Regions from separate parts of the Homo sapiens genome. Here region 2 is linked to region 1. The links are chromatin loops, found by intact Hi-C in ENCODE. Cell type or tissue: PC-9. All regions are shown on one strand. Each heading gives the region's core, and the rest is flanking DNA. Links, peaks and the distances in the headings are about the cores only.

What was found. Peaks named below come from ENCODE experiments on the same cell type or tissue, not always from the same donor. Only the 100,000 strongest peaks of a DNase experiment are listed, where the experiment ranks them.
Region 2: a loop joins it to region 1, with 4 times the contacts of the local background. A loop is called at or near these places in 10 of 110 quality-filtered maps.

What each region holds. Positions count from the first base shown.
Region 1 is chr12:68,826,373-68,834,372 of GRCh38, reverse strand. It overlaps MDM2 (MDM2 proto-oncogene), which reads right to left. Exons shown (of 11, transcript NM_002392.6): 8 at 5,442-5,602. Among named protein-coding and RNA genes, the nearest start is that of MDM2, 22 kb to the right of the region's middle. RefSeq lists a silencer at 2,797-3,038 and enhancers at 2,457-3,130, 4,034-4,213. In PC-9, for the core only: CTCF peaks have their summits at 3,763 and 3,962 (motif pointing left); DNase peaks (open chromatin) are centred at 3,952 and 7,052; H3K27ac peaks cover 1,392 bases.
Region 2 is chr12:69,261,307-69,271,390 of GRCh38, reverse strand. CPSF6 (cleavage and polyadenylation specific factor 6) reads right to left here. Exons shown (of 10, transcript NM_007007.3): 9 at 8,829-9,018; 10 at 1-1,879. The coding sequence ends at 8,832. Among named protein-coding and RNA genes, the nearest start is that of MIR1279, 6.9 kb to the left of the region's middle. In PC-9, for the core only: no CTCF peak of the experiment used is centred there; a DNase peak (open chromatin) is centred at 4,960; H3K27ac peaks cover 1,807 bases.

The DNA of each region.
Region 1 (8,000 bases), core at 1-8,000:
CCTCCGGGGTTCAAGCTATTCTCCTGCCTCAGCCTCCCAAGTAGCTGAGATTACAGGTGTCCACTACCACACCCGGCTAATTTTTATGTTTTTAGTGGAGACGGGGTTTCGTCATGTTGGCTGGGCTGGTCTCGAAATCCTGACCTCTAGTGATCCGCCACCTCGGCCTCCCAAAATGCTGGGATTACACCTGTGAGCCACCTCGCCCAGCCCATATCATTTAACTTCTAAAGGCTGTAGCTACTTCATCTAGAAAAGGAGCTTAGATTAAATGATTTCCATATCTGTATCAGTTTTAAAAACAGAAACAAAGTATATTATTTTACAGCCTCTGACATCAAAAGACTTTTTTAGAGTAATGTTAGGAAGGAGAGTAAAAGCAACATTCATCAAGTTGCAGCTCAAATTCCTAACAAGGGCTCTACTACCAATCAGATTAGAATCACAAGTCAAGTTAGGATACAATTAACACTAACAAAGTAACCCAACAAACCAAATACTTCAACTAACTAAAGTCTTTAGTGCACTAATTTTAGAATAAGGGGGTAAATCACAAGAAACATTAAATCTCAGAAAACATACTCTACGGTAGGGGTCTGCAAACTGTGGCCCATCACCCATCGACTTTTATAAATAAAGTTTTATTGAACACAGCCATGCCTATTTGTTGACTTGTTGTCTACAGTTGCTCCTGCATTACAAGAGCGGGGCTGAGTAGCTGTGACAGAAACCATGGCCCGGCAGAGCCCAAATAATTAACTATGTGGCTCTTTACAGAAAGTTTGCCAACTCCTGTCCTAGGATACTATAAAAATACTATAAAAAATACCATGAAAAAATGCAATATTGGGAGTGGTTTTTAAAGTTTTGGCTAATGTTCGCAAAAGAATGCCCCAGAAACTATTAAATTATCTCTCTCTATATATATTTTTAAAATATATAAAATAAATATTTAAAATATATATTTATATTTATATAAATAGTAATATATATAATATATACAGGTGCCTGCCCATTTATATTTACATAAATATATATTTTTATATTTATATAATTATATTTTTATATTTATATAAATATATATATTTATATTTATATAAATATATAATTATATAAATATATATAACAATGTAATATATAATATACATTAATATATAATAGATTTATAATTATATATTATATATTTATACATTATTTAAATATAAATATATATATATATATATTTTTTTTTTTTTTTTTTTTTTTTGGAGACAGAGTCTCGCTCTGTCACCCAGGCTGGAGTGCAGTGGCACCATCTCGGCTCACTGCAAGCTCCACCTCCTGGGTTCACGCCATTCTCCTGCCTCAGCCTCCCCAGTGGCTGGGACTATAGGTGCCCGCCACCACGCCCGGCTAATTTTTTGTATTTTTAGTAGAGACGGGGTTTCGCCGTGTTAGCCAGGATGGTCTCGATCTCCTGACCTTGTGATCCGCCCGCCTCAGCCTCCCAAAGTGCTGGGATTACAAGCATGAGCCACTGCACCAGACCTAAATACTATATATTTAAAAAGCATCAGGCTGGAGGTGGTGGCTCATGCCTGTAATCCCAATACTCTGGGAGCCAAAGCAGGAGAATCACATAAGCCCAGCGGTTTGAGACCAGCCTGGGCAACAGGCCAAGATCTCATCTCTGAAAAAAAAAAAGTAAAAAAAATTAGCCAGGTGTGGTGGTGCACACCTGTAGTCCCAGCTAACTCTCAAGGCTGAGGAGGAAGGATTGCTTGAACCCAGGAGGTTGAGGTTGCAGTAAGCCATGATCATGCGCTGCACTCCCGCCTGGGCAACGGAGTGAGAGACTGTCTCAAAAATTTAAAAAATATATATTTTTTTAAGCATCAGATAGGCTTGCTCTGCAAAGATCTTAGATCTTTGTAGTCAAAAATACCTAGAATTGTTTGAATTCCAATTGTGACAATTAGTTGTAGGAACCTTAAACAAGTTATTTAAAACCCCAGTCTTAGCTAAAAATGGAATCTGAGGCTGCAAAGATGACAGAAGATCATAATATAAACTGCATGGTGTACAGTCTAGAACACAGTCTTAGTTTCCCACAATTTATTAAACCCCAAAGAAAGAAAAGATGGGAGAGGAATGCACTTTCCTTTAACTCCCTTCACAAACTGGTGAATGATGACACCCAATGATGACTACAACATTCTCAAATGAGGGAAATTAAAACGAAGAAGAAAAAAAAACTGGCCCTACCAAAAGCTTTCACAACTAGGGACTTAACCTGAAAAACGAGATTTTGTTGTTGTTGTTTGAGATGGAATTTCGTTCTCGTTGCCCAGGCTGCAGTGCAATGGCGTGATCTCAGCTCACTGCAACCTCCGCCTCCCGGGTTCAAGCGATTCTCCTGTCTCAGCCTCCTGAGTAGCTAGATTACAGGTGCCCGCCACTATGCCCAGCTAATTTTTGGTATTTTTAGTAGAGATGGGTTTTCACAACATGTTGGCGAGGCTGGTCCTGAACTCCTGACCTCAGGTGATCCGCCCGCCTGGGCCTTCCAAAGTGCTGGGATTACAGGCATGAGCCACCACGCCCGGCTGAGATTTTTTATAGATAGGATTTTTTAAGAGAATGCAGGACAGGACTAACAAAAAGAAAAAAAGAAATACCCCTCTACTCCACACGAGTTATTAAGAAATTATTTTAGGCAAATGGAGAGGAAAAGTGGTCCTTGGAAGGTTTTTCGTAGCTCCAGAAAAATTTCTTGTCTAGCATAAAAGCCCTGGCTCTTAAAGGCTGGCAACCTTTAAGATGCAAATGCAAGAGGGTCCACCCAACATGGCGATTCCCACCGTTGTCCTCTTGCCCTTGCTCCATCAGGTACCTAACAGCATGGCCGCCCCCACATAACCCCGTGTGTAAAATGTCATGGCATCCTGCATTTGTGTATTAAAGGACTGGGGTGGGAGGGCCAGTTTTCTTGAGGGCTAAATGACATGCCTGGTCAAACCAATCCTCTGAGCCCTATGCAAATAAGACACCACCCCCTCCAGCCGTCACATAAAACTGGCTAGTATTGTCAGAATGTAAGGTCTCCTCTTTCAGCTTTAGAGCCCCCCTCCCTCTGTCTGTGTAAGGGGGAGCTTCTTCCTTCTGCCTTCTCCCTTCTTGCCTATTAAACGCTCTGCTCCTTAAAACCACTCCACGTGTGTCCGTGTCGTTTTATCTAATTCAACTCAAAACAAAAAACCTGGTGTTCCTCTACTCCTCAAAGCCATATCAGTAACAAGGCAGTGTCCCAGGTACAAAGCAGGAACAAGGACTCTAAATATCATTCAGCTAGAATTCTGATATAACTTTAACAAAAACTATACATTAAATAGGGGTCCGGGCAGGTGGCTCACATCTGTAATCCCAACACTTTGGGAGGCCAAGGCAGGCAGATCACTTGAGGTCAGGAGCTCAAGACCAGCCTGGCCAACATAGTGAAACCCCATCTCTACTAAAAATACAAAAATTAGCCAGGTGTGGTGATGGGAGCCTGTAATCCCAGCTACTCAGGAGGCTGAGACATGAGAATCGCCTGAACCGGGGAGGTGGAGGTTGCAGTGAGCCAAGATTGCACCACTGCACTCCAGCCTGGGAGACAGAGAGACTCAATCTCAATAAATAAATAAATAGGGTATAATAATTCTCTTTTTAACCAAACTTGTAGGTTGGATACTCATCAAGTTTTAATTGGATTCAATTTTATCACATATATTTCCGCTCAAGAGCCTATTTTTTCCACTGGATTTATTAAATGTTTTCATTTTTGTCATTAATGATCTATCTCCCAATGAAGGCAAGAACCATATCTACCTTGACTACCACTGTATCTGCAGTGCCATCTCAACTGTATGGAATTTGGTATAAACTTAAATATCTACAAATGAAGAACCTGCTCTCAGACTGAGCAGGAGCTCATCATGCCATCTAGCGGTCTACATAAGTAACAGCTCCGTTAGGTACAGTAACTCTAGAGGGCAGGTATGCGTTCATACAATCACTGCTTTGGAAGAGAAAAAAAGATAATACAGGAAGTAACAAGAATAGGTAAAAGACTAGGATTACTATCACAATTGGTTCCACTTCCTACATCTTCTAGAGTACTATACAATGATTACTAATACCCAGAATAATGGCCATGAGACACTGCCATATTACCAAAAAATGTATCCAATCCTTTGGTTTCCGTGGGCGACATTGGAAGAATTGTCTTGGGCCACACATAAAATACACTAACAATAGCTGATGAGCAGAAAAAAAATTGTAAAAAAAAAAATCATAATATTTTAAGAAAGTTTATGAATTTGTGTTGGGCCACATTCAAAGCCATCCTGGCATATGGCCCACAGGCCATGGGTTGGACAAGCTTGATTAAAGACATACAAAACAAAATATTCCATTTGTCAAGCATTCTTGTTAACAAAAAAATTTTTTACCAAACTTCTTTCAGTGACATCTCTTAAGAAATGCTGCTCACTAATATTTTGGAAGTCTGTATTAGTAATGAGAAAGTACTGATACTCTCCCGTCATCCATGCAATAATAAACCTGCATTTTTTTTTTTTTTTTTTGAGATGGAGTCTCGCTCTGTCACCCAGGCTAGAGTGCAGTGGCACAATCTCAGCTCACTGCAACCTCCAACTCCTGGGTTCGAGCGATTCTCCTGCCTCAGGCCCCCAAGTAGCTGGGACTGCAAGCATGCGCCACCACGCCTGGCTAATTTTTGTATTTTCAGTAAAGACATGGTTTCATCTTGTTGGCCATGCTGGTCTTGAACTCCTGACCTCAGGTGATCCACCCGCCTCAGCCTCCGAAAGTACTGATTACAGGCATGAGCCACCGCACCCAGCCCAGTATAAACCTGTATTTTACAGCATAAGTAAATAGAACTTACCTGATGTCTAGACCTATTTGGCAAATGTTAAGTTCAGACTATGCTGACTTTTTTGCTGATGGCTGTAATAAAATATATTTTTACTCTAAATAGTCAAATTTGCCTTAAAATGCTAAAATATTTAACTGAACCAAATTTTTGGTTTTGTTCCTTTTTTAAAAAGTGTAACTCTCAAATTCTCAAACAACTCTATACTCCAATTTATTTGACTGTACTATTGGTGCAGTGGTCCACAAATATTCTCTAATACATACAGTGACATTGATAATTACTAATACTACTACTAATTTTACCAATACCGGTGTTACTCCACTATTTTCCACATTTCTCACAATACCTTGGGTTGAAGGTGGAGATCAATATAGTAGTTTTATTTTAAAGTAAAATTTAGCACTGTGTTTTCTATCAATCTCGTAAGACACATGTACATTCTATCCGTATCCTTATTAGGACTGCCAGGACTAGACTTTGAACAGTAAGAGTCTTGCCTTACTTAAAATGAGAACATTACCGGATTCGATGGCGTCCCTGTAGATTCACTGCTACTGCTTCTTTCACAACATATCTCCCTTATTACACACAGAGCCAGGCTTTCATCAAAGGAAAGGGAAATACTATCAGATTTGTGGCGTTTTCTTTGTCGTTCACCAGATAATTCATCTGAATTTTCTTCTGGATATGTAAGGAAAAAAAATAAATTGCTGTACTGTGATTTAGAAAATTGAGCTGTTTTGAGTACCTATTTGTACAGAAACTTAGTTTCAATAAAATTAGTTCAAAAGTTAACACTGTTTTATTGAATCTGTCCAACTGTTACAGCAGAACACTATCTGTGTGTATTTATTTATTTGTTTATTTATTTATTGTCTGAGAAAGGGTCTTGCTCTGTCACCCAGGCTGGAGTACAGAGGCACAATCTCGGCTCACTGCAACCTCTGCCTCATGGGCTCAAGTGATCCTCCCACCTCAACCTCAGCCTCCCGAGTAGCTGGTACCATAGGAACGGTACCATAGGAATGCACCATTTTGTATTTTTTGCATAGACAGGGTTTCACCATGTTGCCTAGGCTGAGAATACTATTTTTAAAAAGCTTTCTATTCTTCTTTCAGAACTTTATCTCCATACATCACAATTTAATCTATCTAATAAAGTTTTTATTAACCAAAAAATCTAGGAATTTTTTTCTGTCAAAACCAAACTTTAAAATATAAGAGCTCATCTGTTTTTTTCCGAAAAGAGCCAAAGTGTTTAATTTACTCATATGGTATTCTTAATGTTTCAATTTCTTCAGTACCCTACACTTTTTCTTTTGAGACAGAGTCACACTCGACCACCCAGGCTGGAGTGCAGTGGTACATTCTCAGCTCATTGCAACCTCTGCCTCCCAGGTTCAAGTGATTCTTGTGACTTCAGCTTCCAAGTAGCTGGGATTAAAGGTGCACACCACCATGCCTGGATAATTTTTGTATTTTTGGTAGAGACAGGGTTTCACCATGTTGGCCACACTGGTCTCAAACTCCTGGCCTTAAGTGATCCTCCTGCCTCAGCCTCCCAAAGTGCTGGGATTACAGGCCTAAGCCACTAAGCCCGGCTCTTCAGTACCCTATATTTTAAACAGAAATCAAAACCAGTAAAAAGTTTCCATTTCATTTTAAATAATAAATTATCTCTGAATGGGTCAGAATGTTAGACAAATCCGTTAGACATAAATGAGAATACTACCTTATACTAGACATAAAAATGAATTCCAGGTGGATTAAAGATCTAAATATAAAGAACAAAACCATTCAAGTACCTATAACAAAATATTCTTATAATGCTGGGGTGGAGAAGTATTTCATAATACTGCAAAGTCCTCAATAAAAAGACTATCAAGATTAGACCATGTCAAGGTTTACATGACAAAATAAAATACCAAACAAAAGTTAAAAGGCAAAGGTCAAATTCGAAGATAATATCTGCAACATATATAGTAAAAATTACCCATAGTATACATATTATACAAAGTCCTACCAAATCAAGATAGACTGTATTTTCTTTTAAGGAAACAGGAAAAAGCAAGTCACAGAAGAAATACAAATGACTAATAAACATATGAAAAATCTTGAGTCATGTACTTGAGTAATAGAAAAAAAAACTCTTACCTCCTAGGGATCAAAGAAATGCAAAGTGAAATGATATCATTTTTCACCCATGAGAATGACAAAAATTAAAATGAGATAGTATCACAGATTTCTGAAAGGACTTTTTTTATCATTTTCTTGAGACAAAGTCTCACTCTTGTCCCCCAGGCTGGAGTATAATGGCACAATCTCGGCACACTGCAACCTCCACCTCCTGGGTTCAAGCAATTCTCCTGCCTCAGCCTCCTGAATAGCTGGGACTACAGGTGCCCACCACTGTGCCCGGCTAATTTTTTTTGTATTTTTAGTAGAGACGGGGTTTCACCGTGTTAGCCAGGATGGTCTCAATCTCCTGACCTCGTGATCCTCCCTCCTCGGCCTCCCAAGGTGCTGGGATTACAGGCGTGAGCCACTGGACCTGGCCGGGATTTTTACGTTTTATCGAGATCACAAGTTCTGCACGTGAGTTCTTAATCATGTTTGTGTTCCCTATTTTTAAAAAGGTGATCTTGGCCGGGCTGCAATTATAAATAATGCTGTAATTAGTATCTCTACATATAAATCTTTGAATTTTTTATTACATCCTTAGGATAGATTACTAGAAATGGAGTTACTAGGATAATGTTAAGAACTCTAAGACTTTTTTTTCTTTTCTTTTTTTTTTTTTTTTAAGAGGGAGTCTCACTCTGTACCCCAGGCTGGAGTGCAGTGGTGCGACCTTGGTTCACTGCAACCTCCACATCCCAGGTTCAAGCGATTCTCCTGCCTCAGCCTCCCAAGTAGCTGGGATTACAGGCGCCTGCCACCACACCTGGCTAATTTTTGTATTTTTAATAGAGATGGGGTTTCACCATGTTGGCCAGGTTGGTCTCGAACTCTTAACCTCAAGAGATCCACCCGCTTCGGCCTTCCAAAGTGCTGGGATTACAGGTGTGAGCCACCGCAC
Region 2 (10,084 bases), core at 1,012-9,011, 440 kb before region 1:
CTATTAACTAATTTCTCTTGTAATATTTATATGTCCATACTTCTTCGCATTAGGGCATTGTAGTCAAAATATTAAAAAGCCAAGAAATGACACAACAATATACAGAAAACAGGAAAATTTTGATACAACTCTAAAATAATGTTAAAAAAGCAACCGCATTTTCAACAAAATGCTTTAAAAAATCATTTCTGAAAGTGAACAGTTCTGATAAACATCAACGATCCCATGCACAGATACTTCAAACACAAAATATTTTAAAATAAAACTGGCAGTGATATGGGTAATTCAAAACAGCTAATTTTGTCAGAAGTGGTTTGATAGCAGACAAGATGAAAGTGAAGAACAGCAGTGGAAATTTCTGGAGGGTTTCTACAGTTGCACATAACACAGTATCTAGGGTATTTTAACACTTTAAGCATTGTCCTAGAATTTGGGTACTCTTTAACAACCAATGTGTATTAACAGAAGATCTCTCAAAGATAATCAGATCTTAAAAACATATTAACGTGCTCAAGAATTTTAAGTCAAATTTCTGAAGTAGTGATTTCAAATTACATTCCCATAAAAACACCTAATCAAGTTGACACCCTGCCTCTGCCAATTTTGCAATCAAGAACACATGCTAGTCAGGTGCTTTTAAAGTGGGCCTATATGTAAGGCAGGTTTGAAAAAAATCTTTGATTAAGTAACTATAGCATGAATCAATACGGTGCATGAATATACATAGTATTCCTTAAACTGTGCAGACACGGTTTATCTGTAATTTCCCATTACAAATACTGGGGAATACAACCGAATGTTAATGAACATCACATCCTTCAAAAATTTATACCAATTGGAAAATATAAGGCTCTCTTTACTCACATTTACCTGCTGCAGGGCTGTATTTACACTGACTATGGCTTAAGAAATAAACCATAAGATCAATAAAAACAGCAAGTAATTGCAGCATCAAATCGGAATTGTCAAAATTTCTTCAATGTTAGCGGTTCACAATTAAGTGTTTCGGTACATCTGTGTTGTAATTAACCTGCATTACACATCAAATATGTACGGGTTTTTACTTATGTGTTAAAACCTCTGTTTTTTTGACCCCTTACACATTGACTAGATTGCTATGTCTGTCAAATCTCTATTTTTACAAGTTTACATACCATTCAGCAAAGTCACAAGCTAACTAGGTAAAAACAGCTAGAAAAGCAGAATATAGAAATATTAAATATCCATGTAATCACCTATTCTAATATCAAAATCAAGGGCAAAAGACACTTAATTACTATGTTTAATTCACTGAACGCAAGATTAGATTGAGGCATATCCAAAAACGCTATTGCAATGCTTTAAAGGACAGTAAAAATGTTGTCATAGTAACATTATCTTTAGATATTGCTGAACACAAGACTTTCCCTGAGGTGTAAACATCAAATAACTTGAACAGCTTTACACATCAGCCCCATTAAACAGTTTATTACAACACTACATCTATTGTAATCAAAGTGATGCTGTTTACAGACATTATCATATAAACATTTTTAACAAGAACAAACTACTACAAAAACAAGCATTTACTTGACTTTTTTTCCAATTGCTTGCACATCATAATGGCCAAATGTATATAACCAGTAATAAAGTTGCAAAAGCTATAACTTTTTAAATCACACAGGTTTCCTTCAAATAAAACAGTTAAGCAACATAAAAAATAAAAGTAGAGCTACTGGTTACCATTTATGCAGATTTGCTTTATTCAGATCTATTCCTGTTCATTTTATCCATGAATCCTTACAGGTTCAGTTCAATCACAAGAAGCAAACTGCTGGACAAGCGTCATTTTTCCCCCATGAAGACTGTTTTGTCTTGGAAGGTGATCCTCTTCCTTCAGCTGTAATGTGTCAAAATTTGTGATGTAGATTTTGCTATTCCCCAAAATACACAGAAAAACGCTGGCTTAACTATACATACACAAGTCGTGCATCTACTTCACTGTTATGTATTCTAACACAAAATAAGAATTAACTGAAACAGTAGCTGCCTTTGTGGTGGTGAAATGTTCCAATTTACCTGATGATTAAACTGAGACATTCTGATTTCATTCTTCTTAAATATTATTGCCTTATAAATTTAATGACTGAAGCAGTAATGAAAACATAGCAGCTACTGTTTCTGTGATGATGGAAACATTCATAAGTCATTTTCTAAAATATGCATACTACAAAAATAAATGGAAAATGCTTGGATGATTTTTATGTAAATATTTTTCATTCACCCACATATCAAGTCTATAAACTCATTTAACAATTAAATGCTGAACTAAATATAAAATGCAAAATTATTTTACAAATTAATTTATTTAACAGCATACAGGAACTTCTGCAAGTATTATAAATCAAATGGTGTTCCATGTTACAAAATTTGTAAGTAAGATTTATAAATAGAGTATGGACATTTAAATTAATGACATCCACGTACAAATCTTTAGACGTAATACAAATTTAAAACATTTACTTTACTTTTAGTCTATTCCACCTATATAGAAATACCTAACGTAGTATTATAAACTAACCAAAACAAGCTAAGTGGGAATCTACAATGATAAAGTTCATTTAAAACTCACATAAAAGAAAAAAAATAGAATAAAGTTGATAAACTAAAATTTAAAGAATACATATATATGCAAACTTCAGGTAGAGGTTCACAAGAAACATTCAATTAACTTGGATATAAGTAACCACTGAAACAGTCGGTAATGAAAGTATAAATGACAAGAAACCACTTCAATAATAAAGTGATTTAAGAGTCAAGAGGGCAGAAGGTTTTTTAAAATTTTTTTTCAGTTTGAACATGTTCATAGGGCACAGTTTAGTGATATTTTGAAATAAAAATAACTGAAAAATACTTTTTGCTCTACAATTAAGAGTTACTTCTGCCACTGCTATAAATTTTTCTATTATGTCCTTTCCTAGGTTGTATCTTAAGAGCATCAGTACATATATGCATTCACACTGCCTAGCAGTAATAACTTAAAATTTTAAAACTGCAAAAGAAAAAAAAATACAATCCAGACTTCTCTTTTATATATATAGTTTCTATATGCCTGTATCTTTCAGATAACTTCAGCCATTACTATTGTTATCTTTTATTGCATCTTCATCTTATGTTGATGAAGCTATTTAGTGAAACTATTTAATGGGGAAAAAATACAAAATGGCAGCTTTCAAATGTTTTATTTTTATTATCTGCACTACACTATTAAAAAACAGGTTTATGTATTAGAGAGAGACAAGGCATATGTTCTAACCTGAAATAATAATTACTGGGAAATTAATAAATCTAACTGCAAAAGAATGCTATCTCCCTAAATTTTCTGTTGCGCTGGAAGGGATAAAAAGTCATTAAGAGGGAAAAACTATTTAAAGTCATAGCAAAACAAAAATATTCAACTCTTCCATAAAACATATCACATACACTGCATCTTTGTGTCATTATCACTCCAGTGGAGAATTATACTATTTTTATATAGAGAATCCCATTTGTAAAATTGCAACACACATCTTTTCCCAGGACTAATGCACTCTTTTGTTTGATTATACTTTATAGATAGATCTTTTCTATTAATAAATCTAATTTTCACCATACAGACATAAAATATGGGGGATAGTCTAGCAGTTTTTATTTCTATTTCTAAACACTTTACATTTTATGCACTTGGAAATACAAATTTTACAGTCTTAAACGAAAGTGAATTTGAAGGCAATACAACCCATTTCCAATAATCCAATTCCATATTATACTCTCAAATGTCTAAGTAGGCAACTACATCAACAAAGATATCAAAAAGAAGCTTAAAAGTGACAAATACATTCAACGTCCATGTTTTCAATGTATCATTTGGTAAAATCTGTAATGTCAAAGCCACACAATTACTTGCTTTAGCTATTAATTATAAAAGAAAGGCCTATGTAAACAGATGTTAAAACAACTAAGATGATAAATGGAATCTACACCTTTTTAATAAAGTCTGTAAACTAAAGTGAGCACTAAGTAAAATTTCAACACACAGAGAAGTACTTGTATTTTAAGATACTATATCAAGCCATTATTAACAACTCAAATTATAACTGTTTCTGTTAGAAATTTATCTATGCACATTTGTTAGAATTAGTATTTTAAATTCATGGTAAATTCATCTTTTAAGATTTAAATAAATACTTGACAGGGCACTTTTATAGATTTTCACATTAATATACTGAATTAAAAGGATTCTCATAATTTTAGAGATGCACTACTAACTCAACGAAATAAAATTCACTTTTCTCTATCTGAAAATTTCTCCTTAATAAGAGGAATGGAAATGAGGTGGGCAAGAGAAATAATTATCTACATATGAGTTAACTCTAAAATCAAAATTCCTTCTTGTGTTGACTAGAACATATTACATAAAAACAATTCTAGTTATTGTAGATATTTACAAGAAGTTCTTGCTACCAAAACATTTCATATTTTCTTCTACCTCTGTACATAGTACTTACCTCATTTTAAGTAAAGCATTTTATTACTCTATAAAACACATACATAATTGCTCTTACAACCCAGTAAAATAGAAATAAACTTAATCACATTCAAAGAAAAATGAGGTTTGTTCCCAAAAGATTTACAAAATGAACATCTCAAAATAACCTGTTATTTATAATTCATGGAGAGTCAAAACATGCTACCACAAATTCATAAAATTTGGATAGCATAAATGGCACCCTTACCCCTTTTTGGTTATTAGGTTTCTTTAAACAACGTTAACTAAATATTCATTCAAGACAGAATTTACTCAAAACAATCTATTTTACAAACTAAAACAATGGTAGTAAATTTAACACTGAGATGACGGTGAGAGAGCAAGATGACTCACACTGGCATTGAATTTTTTTTCAACAGGGAACATTAATCATTTGTAAACAAAACTATATTCTTAAACCACAGTGAGCAAAACACACTATACATCCATTCAAGGGATCACTTCCTACTCCCTCTTGTAACTTCAATTAAGTCAGCTGTGTAGTGAGACAGGTTTTGTGAATACTCAAAGAAAAATCAGAGCTAAAGCAATGAAAGCTAGCATACATATCCAGATGAAGCAGAGCAGTTAGGATACATGGGAAAACAAGGAAACAGGGCTGGGAGCTATAACGCAGACCTCAGATAACCTAAGAGCTGCAGAAACAATTTTAAAATCTTATTATAACCAGTATCATTCACCAGGTAATTAAGAGAATTTAATTTTCACATAAGCCTCAAAGCAACACTAAGAAGAAAATGAAACATCTTTAACATGTAAGAATTTTTTTTATTCTTTTGGCTTTTTTTTTTTTTTTCAAAATTAACACAAAGCTAATAAGCTGAATACACAATGCAAAGCATCCTAAATCTTGGGCAATAACAAAATCTAAGATCCTAAGATCATGATATTTAAGGTAGGAAAAAAGTAATCAGACTAGACTGGGCGCGGTGGCTCACGCCTGTAATCAATCCCAGCACTTTGGGAGGCAGAGATGGGTGGATCACCTGACGTCGGGAGTTTGAGACCAGCCTGACCAACATGGAGAAACCCCATCTCTACTAAAACTACAAAATTAGCCGGGCGTGGTGCCACATGCCTGTAATCCTAGCTACTCCGGAGGCTAAGGCAGGAGAATTGCTTGAACCCAGGAGGTGAAGGTTGTGGTGAGCTGAGATTGTGCCACTGCACTCTAGACTGGGCAACAAGAGCAAGACTCCATCTCAAAAAAAAAAAAAAAAAAAAAGTAATCAGATAGCAAAGGCAAGTTATTTAATCCAGACCCCATACCCAATGCTTAAAAATTGTCATGGATGATTTGAGAATTGTAAAACCTCATAAAATAGAGAGAGGAAAAGCCTGAATAAAGAGTATTTTAAAAAAACATAATTTGGTTTCAGTAAACAAAGAAAAGCTGAATTGTTAACACAAATTTGCTGAGTAGGGATGTTCCAAAGAAGTGACAAGAGGAACGTAACCTTTTAAGTAACTCAACTATGAAACTAAAATTATTTCAGTAAAAAATGTACAATCGTAAAGCACTGAACTACTTTTATTTTGCTCAGAGTGGTCTGAGAATAGAGGTAGAAATTACAGAATATGAAGCACAACGTATTTACATACTGAAATTTACAATATTGGTATTTTCTCATTAAAATATTATCTATTTGAACTTAGATATTGAATACTTTTAGAAAAACCAATACATTTTAAAATGAGAGAATGCAATTAACATTACCAACAGTTCAAACACAAAAAAAAATTAAGATGGGACAGACATTAACAGCTTGCCAAGATCATTACGTTTCCAGTTAAAAAGTTAAGAACTTGCCCTTTTAGCCATTCATCATCACTTTAATAGATTACATTAGTATTTTATTTGTATACAGCCTTACTAGTGACATTCACTTTAGCTTTCAAATCACTCAGTCCATTTGGTCCATTTAAGATTTACATGAAAGCTCAAAAGGACTCATATTTTAAAACTTCTAAAAAGGTCAACAGACCTTATTATGATGGTGATCAAATTTGCAGATAGCTTTTGTTTTAAAGATTTACTTGAATATATTTAATCCCAGTCCCCACCCCTTTATTCAAGTCTACATCCACAATACTGTTTGATATAGCAAACGTACAATAATCCAGGATAACAGAATTTTTTGCACTAGAAATGCTTATGTAAAATTTTTCTTGGATGAAGGCACATACAGTATTACAACTCAATTCTGATTAATGTACAAACAAAACATGGAAATTCTGGTATGGTACATCAGTGATTAAGAAAAATGTCAACAATAGTTTGCACATTAGGAATTTGTAGTTTATGTCTGAATGTAATGAAACTCAAGTCATGATATATTTAGGTGTACCCATTACTAGAATGTAATGTTAGCTAACTCAAATAAGATTAACAATGGACTTTGTTTACTTGGTTGACTATGCTAGTTTTACTAAAACCAGTAGAAATTGTAATTAGTTAACTTTGGGCTTAAATTGGTTTAGAGGCCCCTTGATGGGCACATCCAATTTTGTAGATGAATTCAAGTTTCATTATCATGCCTTTACTAACAAGAAGCTTGCTGATAACTTATAAAGTCCAAAAAAATAGGTAACTTACAGAACCTGTACCCTTCTATAATGGAAATGACTGACATAGGTAAGCATTTCAACTAATAACCCAGTCACAATCCAGTTTAAGCAACTGATGGATATTGAGAATTTTTTCATTAAGATGGGATCAGATGTATTTAACTCAGGGGAAAAAAGTGCTACATCTTTAAAATTTAGTGTTTAGATTTACATAATACAACATTCAATTTTTACATTCAAAAACAATATCAATTTCAATAAGCTTAGTTTTAAAAGTAAAAGGTTTTTTTGCCTCATATTAAAAGAATGTTTTGAGATTTATATTAAATTTTGTAATACATGGAAAACTACAAATTAAAGTTTTGATATTCAATCTGCATATTCAAAATGCAAAGTATCAAAACCAGCCTTTTAACTCAAAAAGCCCTTAAAATTGTAAATAGTGTAGGAGCTTATATCTGTGTTCCATAAAAATAGCATGCTTATTTTCTAGGCATTTAAGGACTTCATTTGCGTATCTGTTATGGTTAAAGAAATTGGTATTCTGTCACAGAATTACATACACTTGATAAAACCTTTAATTTTGCCCATAACAATTTAAATACTAACAATTACCATGACTGAATTTTCAGTAAGTTTCCCATGATTACTGAAAATAATCACATAAAGAGTATTTACCTATGAGGGGTTTGTTTAGCCTTAATTTAATTTGAATATGCCAACCAACATATAAAGAAAAAATATTTTAATTTACAGAATAACCTTTGTGTCACATGCATAAGCCTTATAGTGCCCTCCCCCAGCTCTTCACATGAATAAATGCTATTAACAAATATAAAAAATAAAATTACATGTGAAAATGAAGCATAAACAGACAACTCTTCCCACTTCATGAAAAATGTACACAAGAAAGTTTTAAAATACAGAAAAAAAGACAATGATTATGATTTATGAATGAAACATCAAAGAAAATTATTTCAAGGTATTCTAAACTTGGGTATATGGCTTGACACAATTTAAAATTTTTAGATATAAATCAGTGCACCCTAAACCCATTTTAATTGATTAACTTTTACATCTTCTTTGCAAATTAAAGGATACTGTTTCTTTTAAAAACAAAAAGCAGATGTCAGGATAGTGTCTCTTCTAAAAAAAAAAATTTTTTTTTTAAAGGAAAATTCTCTTTGAATGTTGAGAAAACACCCTCCTGTATTATAAACTATTATTGTGTTAGATTTTCTCATAAATTTTTAGGGACAAATAAAACTAGTTCAAAAATAGTAACTTTCCATTTATTTTTAAAAATCCAAACACATAACATATATGTGAAATAACTCCCTGTGTTTTGTATTTTAAATTGCATGCAACCTATGTATGTGATACAAGAACCCCAATTTTTAGATTTTAGAAGTACACAATGAGTCCTCTTGATTATTTCCTTGCTTTGTTAAGACCATTAACTATTTGAAACCTGAAAGTGATAACTCAGCAATAAAATATTCATAAGATAAAGGGTCAAAATTTTTACCTGTCATTACTTACCTATAATTTGTTTCAGATGTTTCCAGAAGATTAAATTCACAAGTAGTTGGACCATTTAAAATGTAGGTATATACTGTATAAACAGTAGCCTTGGAGTTATAGTTACTGTTAAGAATACACACACATTTAACAGGGAACAAGGAATACCCACCTTCTAACGATGACGATATTCGCGCTCTCGGTCACGCTCTCGGTCACGGTCTCGGTCACGATCCCGGTGCCTCTCTCGTTCTCTGCTTCTCTCTCTGTAATAATCGTCATGACGGTCTCTACTACGGGATTTATGACGTCGACTCTTTTCTCGTGATCTACTATGGTCCCTCTCTCTTGATCGTTCACGTCTTCTAAAAGAAATTACTGGATTAATGCTCTCCATAATTAGATAGCCTAAAAATATTCAATTTTTTGATGTCTAAAAAAACTTAGGCAGCAAAAATTCTTTGTAAATCTGGTTTAAACTTACTATCCTGAGCTGCCAATAACGACTTACCAACTCACCAGGTAAGCATGAACCAGAAATTTCACTATTAAAAACATTAACAAAAAAATCAGCAACCAGACACATCACAGAAATGCATCACATCATCTATTAAACTAGTAGCCTAAAACAGATGTGTAGTATTTACTGAATGCACAAATAGAAAGGTAAAGGGAAAATTTCAAAGCACTCGTGTTTCAAGCTAAAGAACATCTACAATATGGTTTTTTTAGATATAAAAGTCATGAAATCACAACACACAATGGGGCTTAAATACATGAATATGACAACCTCTTAACATATGGTTCATGAGCAGCATCCAACACAAAGAAACCTTCTAATACGCATGTTATATTCAGGGGAGGAGAAGAGGCATGGGAGAGGGCTAACAATTATGACCAGTAGCAAGAATAGATATAGTATTCACATTGTATTTAATAAGTAGAAATGTTTCATGAACTGCGATTTTTTAAAAACAAATAATTTAACCAAAGCTTACTACCCAAAAGACTTCTATAAATTCTGCTAAATTCACAGTAAGGAAATAATAACTGTCTACGAAATAATATTTATGTCTTGTATTTCTGCACCAGACAGCTAAGCTTAGCAAACATTAGGTGCTAAAATCCTTGATCAAGGCCTAAGTTATTACTTTGTTTTTTCAAGATAGGGTCTCTCTCTCTCTCTCTGTCACCCAGGCTGGAGTGCAGGGACATGATCACAGTTCATTTCATCCTCGACCTCTGAGGCTCAAGCAACCCTCCCACCACAGCCTCCCAAGTAGCTGGGACTATAGGCATGCACCACCAGGCCCAGATATTTTTAAAATTTTTTTGTAGAAAAACTCCTTATGTGGCCAAGGCTGGTCTCAAACTCCTGGGGCTCACGTGATCCTCCTGCCTTGGTCTCCCAAAGTGTTGGGATTAAAA